2 separate regions of the Mus musculus genome follow, and region 2 is linked to region 1. Evidence: chromatin loops called from intact Hi-C (ENCODE). Cell type or tissue: heart. All regions are shown on one strand. Each heading gives the region's core, and the rest is flanking DNA. Links, peaks and the distances in the headings are about the cores only.

Region 1 (10,830 bases), core at 1,009-9,008:
ACCGCTGGTAAAAGAGGCCTAAGGGCTGTGAGATGTCTCAGTGGATAAAGGCACTGTCAATGTCCTAAATTCAATGACAGGACCCACATGGTGGAAAGAGAAAATTACATCCTGACTCCACAAGTTGTCCCTGACTTGCAGCACACAGAGAGGGGGTGGAGAATTAGCACAAGAGAAAGAAGTCTGTTGCAGTCAAAGGAGCTGAAAGGAGTTGGAGATGTGAAGAGTGCTCTGCCGTCAGACACGGAGAGGCAGACTGGAGTGGGTCTGCTGTGGTCCAGCATTTCCTCTCTCTGCCCCCTTCCCTCTCTTTTGGAAGGGAAATGTATAACCTGCGCCATTGTCTGTTATACATGTGAACTGCTTCTTGATTCTGATTTTACAGGGGGTTATAGTTAAGAGAGCACCTTGAATCTCCAAAAAGATATTGAACTTTGGACTTTACTTTTAAAGTGTTGAGTCCGTGACAGACTGTGGACTTTTGAAGTTGGACTGAATGCATTTTTGCATTATGACATGGTTACAAACCTATGGGGGTCAGGGAGTAGAATGGTGATTTTAATAAGAAGTGTTCCCCATAAACTCTTATGTTGGAATGCTTAGACATCAGGGGGTCTACTTGGCACTACTTGGGAGAGATTAGCAAAGGTGGTCTTGTTGGGGAAAGTTTGCCTTTGGGGATGGGCTTTGAGGTTTCAAAGGCCCAAGCCAAGCCCAGTGTCTGTCTGTCTGTCTGTCTGTCTGTCTGTCTGTCTGTCTCCTGCCAGAACAGCAGAACTCCAGTTCTACCACTCAGTAGAACTCTCAGCTCCTTCTCCTGCACAATGTCAGCCAACACCATGTCATGCTTCCCACATGATGATAATGGACGGAACCTGCTTTCTTTTCTAAGAGTTGCCTCAGTCACGGTGTCTCTTCACAGCAATGGAACACTGACTAGGGTGGGAACTCAGGTATTTCTGGGAGCTAATTCAGGAGTGACCAGTAACACTCCCAGCTTGCTCCTGGATTCTGTACCTCTTCTTTGACTGTGCCAAACTCGGGATCCAGTGCTTTGAAGTGGTATCGGTGATTCCCTTCCCGATCAATAGCTGCTTTAAAATCCTTCAGTGTCACCTCCCCCAACCTGTAATAGAGGAGAGTGTACCAAAATAGTTTGTCAATTGATAGGCTGGGAAGGTAGTGTGTTAGTTTAAAATCCAGGTCCCAACAAAAGTCAACAGGCAGAAATAGCATGGCTTTGATACTAGGTCACGGCCCTTGATAACCAAGATAAAATAAAAGTTGGGCAACCAGTCAACACTAGGAATGAGCATGGCATTACACATCAGGTGATCCAAGAACTCAAATTCATTGCTTTTGCTGTTTTTAACCTAGAAAATAAAGTATTCAAAATAAAATTAAATAACTACTAATATTACTAAGTTTTCTCAGTTTTTCTCCTGACATAGTGGCCTAGTTTTCTTAGGCTGATAAAATTAAATCCATCAGTTTGTTTGTTTGTTTGTTTTGTTTTGTTTTGACAGGGTCTCACTCTGTAGGCCAAGCTTGCGTTGGCTTTGCTACACAGCGTAGGAAGACTTCAAATTCACCATCATGTTTCAGGGCCCCAGCTGACAGACTACATGTAAGTGCCTCTCAGCATTCCTCTGTGTTTGGAAAATACAGAAACGCCCTGTGGTGGCGCATGCCTCTAACCCCAGCACTATGGAGGCAGCAGTGAGCAGATCTCTGAGTTCAAAAGCATCCTGGACTACAGAATAAGTTTCAGGACAGCCAGGACTACACAGAGAAACCCTGTCATGGAAAACAACACCCCTCCCCCAAAGAAAACAATACAAAACAAAAATAAAAACCCTCACTTTTATCTAGTCCAAATAAGCAGACTCTAAGAGAGGAGAAACCCTAGGAAGCTCCCTTGGTAGTTGGCCAGGGTTTATTTTATTTATAAACCAGAGCCTTAAGCAATACGAGGCAAGCACGCTGTCAGTGAGCTCCATCCCTGGCCCCACGCAGCATCTTTATTCTGTACTGAGATGAACTTCTGGGACATTCTCCACACAAATCCTTACAGGTATGACTTGCCGTCACCCTTGAGTAGTAAACACCCACGAGTGGGGCCCAGGAGCTCAGGCTAGAGGTCATGGCTACCAGAAGGGGCTATTTTGAATACTTAAAAGAACAAGTTTTTCCAAACTTGTATAGCTATCAGAACAAGAAGCACAATTATTTTTCCTGTGGGCCTGGGTATGGTGGTGCATGCCTTAATCTCAACACTTGGGAGGCAGGGGCAGGTGGATCTCTGTGAGCACAGGCCACCCAGAGCTACACAGTGAGACCCTGTCTCAAAACACTAAAACAAAACAAACAACTCAAAACAACATACAGTGCTTATTCCTGTGCCTAGCAATACCTCCTGCTTGTCCACTATAATGTCACTGGTTGCTGGGTGTGGTGGTGGATGACTTTAACCTCAGCACTCAGGATGCAAGGCAGGAGGGAGTTATTAGCTGGAGGGAGGCCAGCCTGGTCTACATAAAGAGTTCAAAACCAGCCAAGGCTACATAGTAATACTTTGTCTCCAACAACACCACCAAAACCAAAATACAAACAAACAAAAAACCAACAAAAACCCAAACAAACAAACAAAACCCTGGTAAGCAGGAGGCAGAATCTCTAAGTCCTGGGCTCTGGTTTCCATACAAGCTGGCTTTCAAACACCTTCAGCTGCTCATCAGGCTGTTACTGAGGACTCTGCTTCTGTTCGGTTTGTCTTTTACAGTGAAGGAATGGCATGGACGTCTCACCTCTTTGGAATATTGACCATGAAGGGCGTGAGCGAGCGGTCGGTGAAATAGAGCACCTTAGTGCAGGTGCTGCTGACGGCTGGGGAACTCTGGGAGTGAGGCAACGCTGCAAGCAGAGACAGAGTTAGAGCGTTCCATCCCATCCAAATTCCTCCCTTCCTTTACTCAAAATGTCTCAGGAGGCTGAAGCTGCCCGAGGTCACAGCTCCTCCATCAGCCTTGCCAAAGCACCATGTTCCCAGAGCATGGCTCATGATCGTCACGAGGGCAAGAGGTGCCTCGGGCATGAGCATCATCGTGGGCCCCATTTCTCATTCAATCCAGGGATTTCTGTCAGAGGAACGCCACCTGCTCTGACAGCACTGTTACTAAAGGTCAAGAGGTCAGAGAATGTTGCCTGGCTGGATTTCAGGCGACTGAGTAGACACCCAGTAGGACCTGCAAACTGCCTACATTCAGATTTTGAAGATTATTTGCATGATTTATAAAAAGAAAGAATAATGGGGGGAAAAAAACCCAGGGAAAATGTACTATCAAAGTTCCCAAGTACTATCCCAAGGGCCTACAAAGGTGTGGTCCTGTGCTGTGCTTGGGGTTGCTGTTGTTGCTGTTGTTGTTTTGAGACACAGTCTCACTATGCAGACCCGTCTGGCTTAGAACTCATGAGAACCCAACAGATCTTGAACTCACAGAGATCTATCTGCCTAACTCTGTCTCCTGAGTGCTGGGATTAAAACTGTAGGCCACTCACCACACCTAGCCTACATTTACTTTAGTGTGGGCCTGCGTGGAGAACAAAGGACAGATCTGAGGGGTCAGTTCTCTCCTTCCACCCTGCTGGATCAAGGGCTAAACTCAGACAGTCAGGCCTGGCAGTAAGTGCCTTTACCCACTGAGCCAGCCTGCCAGACCCTCAAGCACTCTACTGGGTGATACAGATGGTTCCGGTAACACCCATCCAGTCACCAAACAGGAGCTGTACTGGTAATGGATATGTGGAGAACAGTCAGACCAAACAGCAAACGCATGTACAATCTCACCATGCTTCCCGGCACCTGTGCATTGTCAACCTCACCTTCTAAACCACAACTTAGAGTCAACAGCTGTCAGAGAAGGAGGAAGAGAGAGGAGGAAGGAGGAAGAGGAGGAGGAAGAGGAGGGAGGGGAACTTCCAGGAAAAATATGTATGCCAAACCCAAAATACCTTCATAGGAAAGGAATCTTGTACTTTGTTGTTTGTATTATTACTTTGAAAAATGCTCTTTTGCTATTAAGCTTCTCTGTGTATATGAAAATATATGAGCTTTTGAATTTATAAATGCCTTAATATCCAATAAAGCATCAGGAGAGACTAGAGAGGTGAATCGTCTCTGGCAAGAGACCTGAGTTCCCATTACCCACACTGTCCTGTTCCAGGGCTTCTGGTGCCCTCTTCTGGCCTCTAGAGGCACTGTACGTATGGTGTATACACATGCATTAAAAAGAAAACAAGGAAATCTTAAAAGATAGAGTTGGACACGGTGAGTTGGACACGGTGGTGCACACCTTTAATCCCAGCACTTGGGAGGCAGGAAGAGGTAGACCCCAAGCCAGCCAGGGCTACATAGTGAGACCTTGTCTCAAACAACAAAACGGAACTAGAGAACTAAAGATTTGCTGAAAGGACCCTGATATAGCTGTCTCTTGTGAGACTATGCCAGGGCCTAGCAAACACAGAAGTGGATGCTCACAGTCAGCTATTGAATGGAGCACAGGGCCCCCAATGGAGGAGGTAGAGAAAGTACACAAGGAGCTAAAGGGATCTGCAACCCTATAGGTGGAACAACATTATGAACTAACCAGTAACCCGGAGCTCTTGTCTCTAGCTACATATGTATCAAAAGATGGCCTAATAGGCCATCACTTGAAAGAGAGGCCCATTGGACTTGCAAACTTTATATGCCCCAGTACAGGGGAACGCCAGGGCCAAAAAGGGGGAATGGGTGGGTAGGGGAGTGGGGGTGGGTGGGTATGGGGGACTTTTGTTATAGCATTGGAAATGTAAATGAGCTACATACCCAATAAAAAATGAAAAAAAAAAGAATAAAAGTGAGTCTTGCACCAGGCCTCATATACAGCAAGTTCTAGGCCAGCCAGAGCTACATAGTGAGGCCTTTTGAAAGAAAGAAAGAAAGAAAGAAAGAAAGAAAGAAAGAAAGAAAGAAAGAAAGAAAAGAGAAGAAAAGAAAAGAAAAGAAAAGAAAAGAAAAGAAAAGAAAGCTAGCTAGCTTGATGTCATTCCCATTTTAGGAACGTTAGACTCCGTTCTTCAGTGTCATGGGGAGTAAGTACTCAGAGGGACTGCCCCCGTGAAGGGACCAGCCATGTCCTATAATCCTTCTAGAACCTTCTTTAAACTTCTAGATTCCTAGCATGTTCCAGTCCCAAAGGAGGGTGAGACACAAGGATCTAATTCCTAAGTTTGGGCTTTATAACTCATTTAGAAACCTGATCTGCTAAACCCAGAGGCCCTCTGAGCTCTACGGACACTGCCCTTCCAAAGTCTGTTGGATTTCCACTATGTTCTAGCTACTCATGGTGGGTGTGGCTGGATCTCCACTGTATACCAGCTGCCCCTAGTGGGTGTGGCTGGCAGTAGGGGGGCTTTCTTTGATCAGTATCTGCAGGGATGGGTCAATGGGTAAGAGCACTTACTGCTCTTGCAAAGGACCCAGGTTTGGTACCCAGCACCCATGTGGCAGCTAATAGGTGCCTGTAACTCCAGTTCCAGGGAATCCAATGCCCTCTTCTAATCTCTATGGACAATAGGCATACATGTGGTACAGACATATATATAGGCAAAAACACCTATACACATTAAGAAGCAAAAGATGTGACCAAATGTTATGTGTCTATTTTCTTTCTCTCTTGTAGACAGGGACTCAGGAAGCCCAGGCTGGCCTCCAACTTGCTGTGTAGCCAAGGATGGCCTTGAACTTCTGACCCTGCTGCCTCTACCTCTGAGATACAGGTGTGCAGGACCACAACTAGTTTATGCAATGCCAGGGATCAAATCCATGGCCCTGTGCACAAGAGGCAAGCTTTCTACCAAGTGAGCCACATTGTTAGGCCAATTTTTTTGTTTTCTCACCAAACTAGGAGTACTGGCTGGTTTTGTGTGTCAACTTGACACAGGCTGGGGTTATCACAGAGAAAGGAGCTTCAGTTGAGGAAGTACCTCCATGAGATCCAGTTGTAAGGCATTTTCTCAATTAGTGATCAAGGGGGAAAAGCCCCTTGTGGGTAGGACCATCCCTGGGCTGGTAGTCTTGGTTCTATAAGAGAGCAGGATGAGCAAGCCAGGGGAAGCAAGCCAGTAAGGAACATCCCTCCATGGCCACTGCATCAGCTTCTGCTTCCTGACCTGCCTGAGTTCCAGTACTGACTTCCTTGGTGATGAACAGCTGTATGGAAGTGTAAGCTGAATAAACCCTTTCCTCCCCAACTTGCTTCTTGGTCATGATGTTTGTGCAGGAATAGAAACCCTGACTAAGACACTAGGTTTCTCATAATTACTATTATGCTGGTCACAAACTAGCCATGAATCCGAGGCTGGCTTCAACCTCATCATCCTCCTGCCTCAGCTTCCATAGTGGCATTACAAGTGTGTGCGTGGGACAGGTTTAGCTATTCAGAAACAGTTTCTACGCTATTGCTCCCTCTTGGTGATTCCAACTGCTCCCATCTTAACCCGATGTCCTTTGATCCACTCTGCTCTGGCCCTGCTTTCCTGTCCCGTATTATTCCTCTCCTCGTGTTTAAATTTTGCATTTCAATCACCACATTTTTAAGTTTGTGGATTCCTTCAGTGGCTATGTTGAGTCTACTGAGGCCTATGCTGGAAACCGTCTTCAGATTTATCTGTGCTTTTATTTTTAACCCTTTTATTTTATTCCTTATAATTTGTCTCATTACTAAAATCCCTCATCAGCACATTTTTATCATAACAATGAATACATTAACCTGTTATTTATTTATAATTCCTGGTCTCACTTGGGTTTCACTCTGTTGACTGATCTGGTTCTTGGCAGTGGCTTTTTTTTTTTTTTTTTTTTTTTGCATAGGGGTGGGATGGGACTAGTATGCACAAACATGTTGAGGTCATGGATCAACTTGAAGAAATTAGTTCTTTTTTTTTTTTGAGGTGGACTCTCAGGGTTGTTTTGATTTGCATTTCCCTGATGATTAAGGATGCTGAACATTTTTTCAGGTGCTTCTCAGTCATTCAGTATTCCTCAGGTGAGAATTATTTGTTTAGCTCTGAGCCCCATTTTTTAATGGAGTTATTTGATTTTCTGGAGTCCACCTTCTTGAGTTCTTTATATATATTGGATATAGTCCCCTATCTGATTTAGGATAGGTAAAGATCCTTTCCCAATCTGTTGGTGGCCTTTTTGTCTTATTGACGGTGTCTTTTGCCTTGCAAGAAGTTAGTTCTTTCCTACCATGTAGGCCTAATAATTTGTTTTTGTTTTGTTTGTTTTTTTCAGAGCAAGGCCTCACTGTGTAGCACTGGCTGTCCTGGAACTTGCTCTGTAGTCCAGGCTGGCCCTGAACTTAAGAGATTTGTCTGTCTCTGTCTCTGTCTCCTGCCTTCTGGGACTAAAGGTGTGTGCCATCATGCGTCCAGCTGGCCCTCATAATTTTTTTGTGAGTGTCAGATATCAAGTGTTAAGGCAATAGATAATCCCAGTACTCAAGAGGCTAGGGCAGGAACAAGTACGACTGTCTCAGAGACAGGGGGAGAGAGAGAATGAGAGAGACATAGACAGAGACATACAGACAGAGAGGACATCTTTGGCTATGGTGTACTGTGTCTTCTGCCAGCACAGGAGTGGCAACAGCAACCTAGCTGAGGCTGGGCCGTTGGTTCTAAGGCCTGCTACCTCTCCTCACACTTGTGGGGCAGGCCCTTTGCCAAGTGAACTAGCCTTTGGGTCTGGAATCTTGTACTTAGCATAATGTGTTTTCAGACTTCATTCGCTTTCAAATGTGTATCAGTACTTTCTTTATTCTTTATTCCTTTCTGAGGCTGAATAATACTCCACTGTTTGCATCTATCACATGTGCCTATCAGTTGGCAGATACCCGTGTTAGTTCTTTGGGGGGGATATACCTATTACTTCCTGTGGTCATTCTGTGTTTATCCCTTGATGATTGTTTTGCCCACTATATAACCTCATAACAATGCAGAAGAGTTCCAGGCTCTCCGTGTCTTTTGTCAACACTTGTTAACTTTCCATTTTCTTGGAACCATCTAGAAGAAATGAAGTGGTGTGTCACTGTGGGGTTTTCTTTTCTTTTCTTTTCTTTTTTTTTCTTTTTTTTTTTTGAGCTAGTGATTAAATGCAGGACCTGGCCATACAGTGGGGTTTTTTTTAAGGACCTATTTTATTCTTAATTATGTGTCTTCTGTCTATATTTGTGTGGGGTGTGTGCATGTAAGTGTGGGTGCCTTCAGAAGCCAGAAGAGGGCGCTGGATCCCTTGGAGCTGGAGCTACAGGTGCTTAGGAGCTACCTGGTGTGGGTGCTGGGGCTGAACTCAACCCTTTGAAAGGGCAGGAAGGTGTCTCAGCTGCTGAGCTATCTCTCTAGACCTTTCCTATGGTTTTCAGCTGCAGTTCTAATGGCTTATATATCTTATGGGGTATTTACATACTTATATATCTTATGGGGTATTTACATACTCGTGTCTCTATGGGGTATTTACATACTCGTGTCTCTATGGGGTATTTACATACTTGTGTCTCTAGAAAAGGTTTACTTTAGGCCTTTGTCCATTTTTTTCATTCTTTTTGTCTTTTGCTGTTGAATTTTAAAATTTCTTTGTATGTTCTAGATCCTAGGCCCAGATAAATGACTCACAAATGCTTCCTTTATTCTGTAGATTGTCTCTTTCCTTTTTGACAAACATGCTTCTATATAGCCCTAGCTGGCCTGGAAGTCACCGTGTATAATGAAGCTGACGGCAAGCCTGCAGTGATGTAGTCCCAGCCTCCTGAATGCTAGGATTAAAGGCGCACCCATGCACAGCCCTTTCACTTTCCGGAGAGCGTCCTTTTATGCAGAAACAGGTTGTTTCTATTTTTGTTTCGGCTGCACATGCTTTTGATGCCGTATCTAGGAACTCATTACCAAGTCCTAAAGGATAGTTCTTTTTTTTTTTCCTAGAAGTTGTAGAGACTTTTTAAACATATATAGGGTAATTGTTAAGGATCCCATGTTACAGGATAGCCACTTGACCTGACTCAAATGACTGTACATATATGTGTTTATAACTGAACTTTCAGTTTTATCCCACAGTTACTGTGTTACTTTAAATCTGAAATAAGGGGCATCAGCACTTAACAGCATATGCCAGTTCAGTTCCCAGCACCCGGGTGGAGCACAACCCTTTGTAACTCTAGCTACAGGGGCTCTGAAGCCCTATTCTGACCTCTTCAGGCACCCACACATATGTAATATGCACACACACATACACACACACACACACACACACACACACACACACACACACACACACACTAAATATAAATAAATCTTAAAAACACTGAAATAACTGTTTCGCCTCATGAGTCACTGATGGGAAAGGAATTTGTCTGGGGCAAAGCCAGAGCAGAATGAAGGCAGGAGTTCTGGACCCACCTTACATACGTTGTATGCCCCATATTTTGCAGTGATTTTCAGGGGAAGTCTCATTTAAAGCTCAGATTAACTCCGTTAGACAACAAAGAAACTTAGACTCAGCGCCATTAATTAACGTTCTTGTCTGTAACCATCACTGTGGAGTGGCTACCCCAAGACTACTTCAGTCACATCTGATTTTATATTCTCTATTTCCCTGTTCTGTTAGCTTACATTCAGTTTGAGGAATTCCAAGTGCCTTTGACCATCTCACTGGTATTCAAATACATACCCTTGACGCTCAGGAAAGGGCTGGGATGAGAATAATCTAAAAGTAATCCAGAATGCCTGAAGCCACGTGGAATGGAAGGATCCTGAAAGAGCCTGAGACAGCCTAGGCCTCAAATGGCATCATGGAGCACATGGGGGTAGTGGTGGAGTGGGACGGACTCAGAATTAGCATTCAGAGAATGTAAGGACAACTGAGGACTCCAGCTCAGCAGACTGCAATGAAAAGTGGCACCAGGCACCTGGTTCCAGGCCACGGCCATCACAGGGACATGGCTTCTCAGCCCCGGAACTGACAGACACTGTTCAGGAATGTTTAATGCATTTGATGACAACGGAAGGCAAGGCTTGAAATGCAACCGCTGGACTAGAATGTCACCTGCAGCCCAAGAGTGAGAATAATGCAGTGACTGCATAGAAGTAAGAATGAACTCCATGGGGTGGTCCATGGAAGAGGGAAAGCAGAGACGGGGCCGGGGAGATGCTGGGAGGAAAGGTGCTTGCTGCAAGGCTCAGTCTGGTTCCCAGAACTCACAGGGTGGAAGGAGAGAACTGACTCTTGCCAGGCGTCCTTAAGCTTCTACACACAAACATACACAATAATGACAAGTGTTAGGGCTTAAAAGAAAGAAGAGAGTACGTACAGATCTGTTAGGAAGTCTGATGTAGGAGATTAGAAGTCCTAGTTAAAGGGCTCCTGTACTTGCCCAGGTTCTTGGATTTAATGAGGTGAGGCACATGCTGGGCTGTTTGTGGGGATGGGTGTCACTGGAGGTGTTGGAGGTTGGTCCAGGGGTTCCTAGGTATTCAAATGCTAAATGCTGCCCCCAGAATTCCAGTACACCAGTCTTTGCTGTACACTTTGCTCCCAAATGTAAAGCTATGGCTATATAAAAGTGGAAACAGACAATTACTGAGGAGAATACAGGTAGGTGGGGCTTCGGTTACCAGGCTGGAGGTCACAAGTAGGGACCATGATGACAGAGAGGAAGGAAGAGAGGAAGGAGGAGAGAAGGACAGAGAAGAAGGAGAGAGGAGGAGGCTGCCATGAGGCTGGATGGCCAGGAGAAG
Region 2 (10,830 bases), core at 960-8,959, 140 kb before region 1:
GTGTTATCACTATCACGATTGTCTCAGTTACTTGGCATAGAGCCACAGTTGTTAAATAAGTGTAGCGTTGGGGCTGCAGAGATGGGCTGAGATTAAGCAGCTAGAAAGCACTCGATGCACTTTCAGAGGACCCAATTGGGGTTCCCAGCACCCACATGGGATGGCCTATAACCACCTGTAACTCCAGCTCCCAGAGACCCAAGGCTCCCAGCCAATACGGTCACCTGGACTGGTATATTTATGGGGCCATGACTCCTTCATTCTTCTCTGTATTCCAATACTTAAGCTTTAATAAACTGACTTACATAATTACAAAAATAACTTTTAAAGGAAAATGTGGTATTTTTAAAAAAATTTTATTAATAGTACAACATTCAGAGAATGAGCAAAAGCTTTAATGAAAAAGTTTTGTTGTGAAGGGGGTAAAATGTAATGTGTAGAAAAATGAGGTGGTTTCCAATGCAACTAGGAAATGCGCATGCAACGTCTCTTCCCATTATTGCAGCACAACTCCAACTACAAACATCCTGTCACTCCCCCACCTACTCCAACCCATAAAATCGCGTCATCTCAGGAGACAGGTGAGCAGGGTACTTAATGGGGTGTTAAGGGGATAGCACTCATGAAGCACCCAACACGGCATTACCTCCATGTATTCTTTGAGGTCGGTCAAATTCATAACCATTCCTGTAACAGGATCAATCTAAGGAAGAAATGAGGGTGAAGACCATTGTAGCAGGCTCTCCATATGAACGCTTTCACAAAGCTGGGGAATGGCTCATGCCTGCAATCCCGTCACTTGTGAAACAGAATCAGGAGGATCTGGAGGTCAAAGCCTTTCTTGGCAACACAGGAAGTTCAAGGGCAGCCTTGAACATGAGACCCTGTCTAAATGTAAAATAAACTTCACGAGTTAGTAAAGGCTGTACAACATGCAGACTGACCACATTCCCTCACCCTAGAGACACTTCTTATTCTGGGTACAGAAATGCCATGTCCCGGCAACACCCTTTCCACTGGATGGCTCTTCTCCCCATGCACACATAACAGCCAGGCTTGGCAAGGCGGCAGCTCACCACACAGCCATGAAGCAACTGAAACACAAGCTTTCAACACAGACTTCACCAGTGTCTGGAAGGTGGCCCCACGATCTGAACAAATTCACAGCCCCTTTCCAGCACGTACCTCTCCATGGACTGTCACCACAACTGTGAGAAAGAAAACAAAAAATACCAACAAAACATGACTTTCAACAGATTAGCGCAAGTTAGCGACAGAAACATAGATCTACGGTCCCCAAGGCTATACTTCAACTTTTCTCCAAATAGGTATTCTTTTCATTAAGATCTTTTTATCGGTCAATGAAGACTCAGCTCTGACAGAGGAGCTTGGAGGAAGCTTTGGCTGAGCAGAGAAAATTAGCAAATCCAAAAAGGAGTGAAGCTTTCCTGCTTATAAGGCTGCCATCACTGGGAGGAGGGAGATGCCGCTCAGTCTCTGCCTGTAAAGTGGGAAATGCGCATGCGCATCCAGCTATGTAGCAAACTGACCCACCTCCTCTGCAGGCAAAACCAGTCGTCGTTCACTGTCAGCTCATAAAACAGCGGGTAGTCACCTGATGTGCTTGAAAACTGGTCAGCACCTTTATAAGTTTGGACTTTTTCCCTTCCACACACACACCACTGGGTATTTCATTGTGAGTAAGCACACTGAGGCTAAGAGGTAACAGGAAATGAGAGTCAGGAGCTAAACCACAAACTCTGATCTCTCCAAGCCTTCTGTAACCCTGTCTCACCATACACCACTCCACTCCAGGGCTTAGGAGGCCTGTTCTGAGAATCATGTCCCTTCTCCTCCCACAAATCACTTTCTTAGGATACTACCAGAAAAGTTTTATATACAAACTCCTGGGGGCCGATGAGATGGCTCAGCGGGTAAGAGCACTGACTGCTCTCCCAAAGGTCCTGAGTTCAAATCCCAGCAACCACATGGTGGCTCATAACCACTTGTAAGGAGATCTGACCCCCTCTTCTGGTGCATCTGAAGTCAGCTACAGTGTACTTATGTATAATAATAAATAAATCTTTGGACCAGAGTATGCAGGGACTGAGCGAGCAGGGCTGACCAGAGCGAGCAGGGTTGACCTGAATGAGCAGAGGGTCCTAAAAGTTCAATTCCCAACAACCACATGAAGGCTCACAACCATCTGTACAGCTACAATGTACTCACATACATAAAATAAATCAATAAATCATTTTTAGAAAGCCCCCTTTTCTGCAATAGAATGCACCCTAAGTAATTTACGTTTCATTAGCCAGTATTTACTCAAAATAATTGCTTTTTATTTTACTATGAAGTTTTACATTTTAGCTAATACATAAAATATAAAAAGTCTACATATAAAGGGGCACTATTTGATGTTTCAATTCATATATACATGGTATCATGTTTAAATCAGGTTAAACATACCTGTGTCCTCAAACATTCACTATAATCAAATTTTAACATTAGTTTTAGCCCAACATAATTAAAAGGAAACAGCGAATGGCAGTTTTATTATGCATTTGAATGTCAAAGAAAATGCTTTAACTCATTTTGTTGTTGTTTTCTACTGTCTTTAACATGGTAGACAATTGTGAGGTAAACCAGAACACCCATCCAACCAAGACAATGACTCTGTCTTGAATTTCCACTGAAGGGCTCAGAGCCCTGACCCTGTCCCGGAAGCGTCTGGCTCCCAGCCCCCTCGTCCTTCTTCCCAACAGGCTAGGAGGGAATGTGCCCCTCCCTCACCTTTATAGTTGTGCCCGTGGCCATTCGGATTGTTGCATTTCCCAAACACTCTTAAGTTCTCTTCATCGCTCAGAGATGGGCTGACAGGAGAAAGATAGAGGTCAGCCCGAAGTTCAGACGTCCAGAAAACTCTACAATTTCATGTCACTGTAGATGATCAACTGGTTAGATCGCTTGCATATCATGATCCCCGTTTCTATCAAGAACCAACACTCCACTCTCTAATTAAACTAGATTACCACATAAATCATCCAAGACCTTCATCTCAACCCACTTAGTCCACAGTAAGATGTCAACAACTCTGCCCATAGTCAGCACTGTCTCTCCTGCCCTCTCTCTGTCGAGGTCTCCTCTATCCCTGGCTGGCCTCAAACTCACTAGGTAACTTAGCACGACTTCCAACTTCTGACCCTCTTGCCTCCACCTCCCAAGTCCTGAGATCTATGTAAGCAGGCACTGTGTAGTCAAGCACTCTACCTACTGTGCTACATCCCGGCTCCACCTTCCAATTCAACAAGCCCTGAGTATTAGCTATGGGATAAGAGATGAAGCAAGGAGCAGTGATAAGCACGAAGACATACATATCCTCCAGCGGCTTAAAAACGTCATTCCTCCTGACAAATAATGACCTCAGGCTCTTCTTTTCACAATCTTGCCCTCCTCTGCCTCAGCAGTTGCCTAGTGGAAACCTTACCAATGTGTTCCAGGACACTCAAGTCAGGTGAAACTTTAAACTTACTACACATGGCTGTCATTCCAGACAGAAAACAATTAGCTTAATGAATCTGTATCAGTCAACTTATCTGTGCATCCTTACTAACCTTGTGTGTAAGCTTCCTATTATAAAAATCCCTTTTGAGAGGCCGGAAGGATGGCTTAGCAGTTAAGAGTGCTTACTGCTACTGCAGAAGACCAGGGTTCAGGTCCCAGCCCACCCACGTGACAGCTCAGAAGCCTGTAACTCCAGTTTCAAGGAATCCTCTTTTGGCTTCCACAGACTCTTTCGTGCAAGCTGTGCACACAGCACACAAGCACACACAAACACAACTTTTTATTTAAATTCTTTAAACTCTTTCTTATCCCCTTCACTCTCTCCTACTGCGCACTTAGAGCAGTACAGCTCACAAGACTTTTGAAGAAAATTCTCACTGTACCCAACTTGACCACACGGAGGGGTGGGGGTAGAGGGATGACAAGTGTCAGCTGTTCCCTATGACAACCCTGTTGTTAGAAAAGGCCGTTCTCTGATGATGACATGCAGATCCAAAGAGCAAACCTTCAAGTGAGTAACGAAGCTCCCTTTGAAACCAACTCTCAGGTGCGGTCTTGTTTCTCTGGGATTCAATTCCCGACTGTGTTGCTCCTTTGGAAAGTATCAAGGCTGGTTTTACTTTTTTGGTAAAAGGGGGATGAAAACTACCTTGGGTTGCACCCGGTAGCCCATGCTCCTGTCATTGTACCTCTGGATGTGGGCAACCTCTGGAGGGAAACTCTCCAGAGTGGATCCTCCGGGATCGGAGCTATACCGCCCTCTCCCGGGTGAGTGCCGGTAGTGCAGCTCCGCACCTTCACCATTTCCTCTTCGGCCCGCCCCAGCTCGGCTCTAACCCACGCGCGTGGCCACGCCCCCCAGGGACATAGCGGGACAAGACCCGCGCGTGCGGTGACACACGTGGGCACACCCCACCTGTGCAGCCGGTGGCTCGCGCTGAAGGACACGAGGCGCGACAGTCGCGCGCGGCGACGAAGGTCACCCGCCGCGCTCATGGTCTTCGGACCGAAGACTCACAAGCTAGCGGTTCCGGCTTCCGGGACCGAGGCCAGTCCCGCCCCCGCGGCTGCGCAGTGCAAACTCGGCCCTCCCTGCCGAAAGCACTCCTGGGAGTGGTTTCGACTCGCGGCACCCTTCGGCCGACTTGGAGGCAAACACTAGCGCCCCCTGCTGTTCAGTCTTCGCTAGGCAGTCAGAAATACCTGGGGCCAGTGGGTGGGTGAGAAGCCAGAGGCCTGGATTTTTAAATTGCCAGGTTAGTTTGTGTCTTCTTCTTTCGCTTCATTTTTGACAGTCCTGGGTTTGACAAATCCAATGTCTGGGTGCCCTTATCAGATGTTCTCCAGCCCGGTACCACATTGAAAGTGTCCTTAACCAAAAAGAAACCCCAGCTAAGGATGGCAATGCACTGTCATTAGAGTTACCCTGCAGGCTGAAGCTGGGGCATTGATTTTAGGAGTCCCGATCTGTTCTAGGCAACATAGTAAAACACTAGCTTAAGTGGAAAATAAAGGAAAATTTTGACATCTCAATATCCAAGTGAGAGAATGTCATACAAAGAGACTTCCTCAAACCAGAGACAGCCAGAAAACAGATTCACCGTTCAGAGCCCTCAGAAGGAATACGCTGTTCCTGGTTTTAGATTCCTGGCTTTCAGAGTTTTTGAAATGGAAAGGTATTCCAGTGTAATCCCAACCGCTCTTGTGCAACATTTGCTGGTTCTGTGTTTAGATATTTGTCTCAGAAGGTTAGCTTCTATTAAATGTTGTCAGTCAGAGATGGCATATATCAGTGATCCCAGCACTGAGGCTGAAGCAGGAGGGTGACAAGCTCAAGGTCCGTCTCAAAAGGATAAAATCCTATACATAATTCAAATGGACACCTTTGGCAAGGCAGCCCCCACATCACCCATCCATTAATTAAATTTTAAAAACTAAATTAAAAAAAATGTTTACCCAAGTATCTTTGGCTGTCCTGGAACTTGGTCTGTAGACCAGACTGGCTTGGAACTCACCTGCCTCTGCCCCTCTGCCTCACAAATGCTCGGATTAAGGGCCTGCATTACCACCACAGTTAAGACCTTAATCCCAGATGCTTTAAGTATTAGACACATGTACTTCAGAACAACAAAATGGTCCCTGTTATCTGAAAATTCAGTTTAATGGGGGCAGTCCAACAAATAATATGTCAAGTGAAAAATTACCATTTCTGTGTCAGAGAGTAAAAGAAAGCTTCCAAGAGCAAATTAGTCTGAGATGGGTTTTAAGGAGTCCAACAGATGGGTAAATAGAAAATCCCAAGAGGAAAGAGTTTAAGCAAAGGAAATGTGGAAACGTAGCTTGCTTAATGCACAGTGACAAATTCTTGGCTACCTTGGGGTGCATGCAAAACGGAGGAGAGTGTATTGGAAATATTGACTGAAGACCAAGTAGTGGAAGAATTGTAAATGTCTTTCTACATATAACGGAAAAGAGACCCTGCCTTTCCCCTCCCATCTAGTTTTTCTCCAAGAGAAAGGAATTCCCAACTGTTAAAATAACATTTTCAGGCATAATGGAGTCTTGCTTGCCCAGATAAGTGTGGCCTACTCTCTGGTGCTATGCACACAGGAAGGAAAGGAGGAGAAGGAAGAAGAAGAGGAGGAAGAGGAGGAGGAAGAAGAAGAGGAGGAGGAGGAAGAGGAGGAGGAGGAAGCCAATCCTGGCCATCTTACATTCCGTTCTGCATCTTGCTTTCTTGTTGTAGGCTGAGCCAGGAGCAGGCCCTCTCATTCTCCTTTTCCTCTCACTTATGCACTGAGTACCACTGCTGTGTTGAGATAAAGTGAAGGTTCATGTGCAGGAAAGAGATGCATTCAGGTATGCGTGCTTCTCAGAAGTTAGAACCCATCGGGCCTGCATGTCTAGACAAGCTATGTTAAACCTCCATGTTTGATCTGAGGAAATACATGGGGTGCTTTTTCCCCATAGACATCTGCGAACATCCAGAGACTTATCCTCTCAAGGTGACTGGCTTCCGTGCTCCCACATCTGTAATCTTAGCTCTGTCTATGCATCACACTCTGCCTCTCACAAAACCACACACAGGACTTAGCCCTATAAGTTACTGTCACCGTGCAAACCTCTACACAAGACATTTATGTGTAAGGTACACTTCCCTGAAGAGGAAAGGGTTAATGGGATTTAGAATAATCCCTTCAGACATCTGTAGAAGAAACTGACATTCCAGGACAGCATGATCCAGGACTGTGTGGCAAATTAGCCCATGTCCCAAATCACATCTTGGAAGACTTCCAGAAACATGAGCAGACAGAAGGACCCTGGGCAGTTTGGCTGGTCCGAGATTAAATCTCAGCCAAGGGGTAACAGAAAGGAAAAGGAAAAAGGCCTTTGGGGGGTAGGGGAGGCTGCAGTTTACCTGAATGCTGTTAGTAAAATGTGAGACTTAGAAATGTGAAGATTGTGTGGTCTCTTCTGCCACCTGCTGCACAAGTAAAGAAAGAACCTCTTGCTTTCCAGCGGTCTTCTGGAAAATTATCTACCTGGAGATTTGAAATAAATGCCTGCTTTTAGCAATGTCTCTCAAAACAGCCACTTGTGAAGACTGAGCTGAGGGAGAGATGGGGTTGGTATTGGGTAGTCTGTAAGAGGAACACTGAAGTGAACTGGCATAACATCTGCCACAGACAGCAGGGGAACACCCAACTCAGAGGCCACCAAACACGATAGCACTGGCTTCTTGTCCCAAACTCCTTAGGGCCAATGGTAACAGATGGACTGTGTGTGGCCTGTTACAGACTTGGAGAGAGCAAGGTGCTGGTCTAGATTCTAAGATAGTAGTTCTCAACATATAGACCAAGACCTCTTTGGGGGGTCAAACAACCCTTTTACAAGAGTCACCTAAGACCATCAGAAAACAGGTTTACATTACAATTCGGAACAGTAGCAAAACAGCAGTTATGAAGTACAGCAAACATGATTGTGTGGTTGGGGTCACCCCAACATGAGGAACTGTGTTAAAGTGTCACAGCAACAGGAAGGCTGAGAACACTGCTCTAAGTCTACAACTGTCCTTGACCATTTGTATTTCTCTTCCCAGAGCCTCCGGTCACCTATGTAATAGAGGTAATGGCCTAATTTTAGTCTTCTTTTCTATATATTCCTTTCTCAAAACTTGTGTGTAGGAGGTGGGTAGCATGATTGCCACAGCACATGGATGGGGAGTCAATTATCTCCCTCCATCTTGATGTGGATTCCAGGGACCAACTTCATGTTATCGAGCTTGCACTGCAAGCTCCTTTTACCTGCTAAGCCATCTTGCTGACCCTTTCTATGTATTCTTTTAGCTAGAGATGAGAATATTAAATCAATGTTAGACTATCTTCAAGATATTCTCCAGCGATGGCAAGGTGGCTCTGTGGGTAAAGAAGCTCACTGCACAACCCTGATGACAGATGCCGCAACCAACCCTAACACTCCATTGTGGAGATGGGGAACTAGAGAATGGAGAACTGCCCAGAAGTTTCCAGGCAGAGGGAAAGAACCTACTGTAGAAAGTTGTCCTCTGGTCTCCTTAAGCACCCTTGTCTGCACATAGACACACATGCAGTAATAACAAATTATTTTAAAACCTTAAATTGGGCTGGCGAGATGGCTCAGCGGGTAAGAGCACTGTCTGCTCTTCCAAAGGTCCTGAGTTCAAATCCCAGCAACCACATGGTGGCTCACAACCATCCATAATGAGATCTGATGACCTCTTCTGGTGTGTCTGAAGACAGCTACAGTGTACTTATATATAAAATAATAAATAAATCTAAAAAAAAAAAACTTAAAGTATTTATTTATTTATTTAGGAGATGGGACCTCACTATGCATAACAACAGGCTGGCCTGGCCTTAAATTCATAGAGATCTGCCTACCTCTGCCTCAGGAGTGCTGGTTCAAAGGTGTGTGCCGCCATACCTGCAAAAACTTTAAATACTATACCAATACCTGTTTTATGGTTTCAAGAAAGAGGCCTAGGACAATATAGAGCCAGGGCTGAAGGGATCACTAAGCAGTTGAGAGGATGCACACCGCTCTTGCAGGGGACCTGAGTTTGATTCCCAGCACCTGTATTGGTCTCTAGGGGTGCGGTTACTTATGTGCTCACACAAACCACACACACACACAGTCACACACAAAATACGTAAATATTTTAAAATATATATAAAGGGGCTGGAGAAAGACTCAGGCTTGTTTCTCTTACAGAGGTCTTGGGTTCAGTTCCCAGCACTTACACAGGGGCTCACAACCATCTGTAACTCCAGGACATCTGATGCTCCATTCTGACCCCCTCAGGCACCAAACATACATGTGGCACACATACATATATGCAGGCAAAACATTCACACACATAACATAAAATAGATCTTCTAAATGGTATTAAAAATATACATGATCATAATTACCTCACAAGTTGTGTTTTAATAGAAATATAAAACCATACATGGGGAGATTATTAGTTATTTTACCACTGCTACAAAAAAAAAAAAAGTAGTGCCACAAGCTGGGAACAAGAATTTAAATATGATCCCGTGGTGGTCAGGATCTATCAGCACGTTGGGGGTCAGGGTCGATGAGCCCACGGGAGTCGGGTCTATGAGTCCTTAGGGGTCAGGGTCAGGTCCAAACTACAACAGCTTTTGAGTGAGATCCACCATTTTCTCTTTTCCTCAGAGTGTGCTCATCGAAGCCCGATCCTAGCCTTCCTTGCGCCTCTGCCGTCAGATAGGCACAAAGGTGCCATGGAACCCGTAAGGCATCTGCACGGGTACTTCCGCTCGCCCCAGCTCTGTGAAGCTCTTGGCATCCAAGACAAGGAGGAAGTTGCTTTCACTCTAGAAAAAGAACACAACACTGAAAGTTCCCTTTTCGTTTGAAAGTCCATCTCCACTGGCTGAGGGAGGAAGCATGTCTTCTTAATTACGTTCATATCTGTCCCTGGCACCTGCTGCAAAGCCTCACCTAGACACCCACAAATGTTTGCCCAGTCGCTGAACTAGACCAAAACACCATGACTAAAGAAGTTCACACCCTAAAGCAAAGAAATAAAACTGTGCCAATCCTCCTCATAAGACCGCTTTGAGTCTAACAATCTTTTTACTCAGCTCTTTCAAGTCTCATAAAATACATGGAAGTCCTTTTACCCAAATTAGAAATGCTTCTGTTTTGTGTTACTTAGAAGCTGGACAAAGTTCAGCTTTGTAAACCAGAATGAGATTTGTGCAGACCTATTTACTGGAGCGCTAAGTGCATGGAACAAGCCCTCTAGCAGACATTACTAATTGATCACAACATTAGCAGACATTACTAATTGATCACAACACTTTTTTTTTTTTTAACTAAACCATTAAAGGGCTCAGAACCCCACACCCAGGTGCCACTAGTATTTGATCAGAGCTGGTCTTGAGGTGGACACATTTGCTGTAAGATTGCCCGGACAAGTCAGTAAGTAGCATTATTGAGATACTAGCCAGGGCTTATGGTACTGGCCGTTTTTAGGTCAGTTCACTGAAATAAGAAACACAGATAGTAGTATGAACATCAGGCCAGAAGCCAGACATTAAACACTGGCTTTACCACTATGAGATTAGATGTGAGTCTCTTGCAACTTCTTAAAGTGACAAACTCCACATGTATCCCACAATTTTTAATAACTATCATAATATATATGTATGAGAGTACGTTGTCTATAAACACACTCCTATGAAGACACCACATTGCTATGATTTTACAAACAGGACTTTAAAATGTGATAAAGTATGGCTATGATTTTTAAAGTGGGGGATGTTACCCAGTAAAAAGGAGACGAGGATGGAGAAGATGCCATAAGGCATCATAATAAATGATGGGCTGCATCGCTACAGGTCACACTCGAATTGAGTTAGTGCTGCACTTCTATGACCAATGGCGGGGAAATAAACTTACCTGGTTGGGAGTGATCACCACAGAGAGTATAACCCCACTGTCTTCCTCATCTGCTCCTGGCACCGGAACAAAAACGGGCTCCGAGGGATAAAAGCCTTCTTCTCTCCAAACCTGAGAGTTCCCCCCGCCCCAACACACAAAAGACATCTGAGAAAAGGTGAGAGGCAAGTGGGAAACATTCTATTGCAATGAACTGCACTAACTGCAAAGCCTCACCTAGCCATAAATAAATAAAGTGGGCCATAATAGAATGTTCGCACAGCAAACACAAGCCCAGGCTTACCGCACTGAGTGCAG

The links. Hi-C counts contacts between places; a loop is a spot of excess contacts. Peaks named below come from ENCODE experiments on the same cell type or tissue, not always from the same donor. Only the 100,000 strongest peaks of a DNase experiment are listed, where the experiment ranks them.
Region 2: a loop joins it to region 1, with 2.3 times the contacts of the local background. A loop is called at or near these places in 4 of 42 quality-filtered maps.

The regions. Positions count from the first base shown.
Region 1 is chr9:50,666,643-50,677,472 of GRCm38, forward strand. Dixdc1 (DIX domain containing 1) reads right to left here. Exons shown (of 20, transcript NM_001374656.1): 18 at 2,808-2,913; 19 at 1,018-1,126. Among named protein-coding and RNA genes, the nearest start is that of Dlat, 12 kb to the left of the region's middle. In heart, for the core only: CTCF peaks have their summits at 4,239 (motif pointing left) and 8,323 (motif pointing right); no DNase peak of the experiment used is centred there.
Region 2 is chr9:50,524,077-50,534,906 of GRCm38, forward strand. Pts (6-pyruvoyl-tetrahydropterin synthase) reads right to left here and starts at 4,580. Exons shown (of 6, transcript NM_011220.3): 1 at 4,481-4,580; 2 at 2,794-2,873; 3 at 1,186-1,208; 4 at 647-703. The coding sequence starts at 4,560. Bco2 (beta-carotene oxygenase 2) reads right to left here. Exons shown (of 12, transcript NM_133217.3): 11 at 10,534-10,644; 12 at 9,011-9,443. The coding sequence ends at 9,330. In heart, for the core only: CTCF peaks have their summits at 4,378, 4,717 (motif pointing left) and 7,054 (motif pointing left); DNase peaks (open chromatin) are centred at 4,435 and 4,635; H3K4me3 peaks cover 1,261 bases; H3K27ac peaks cover 1,408 bases.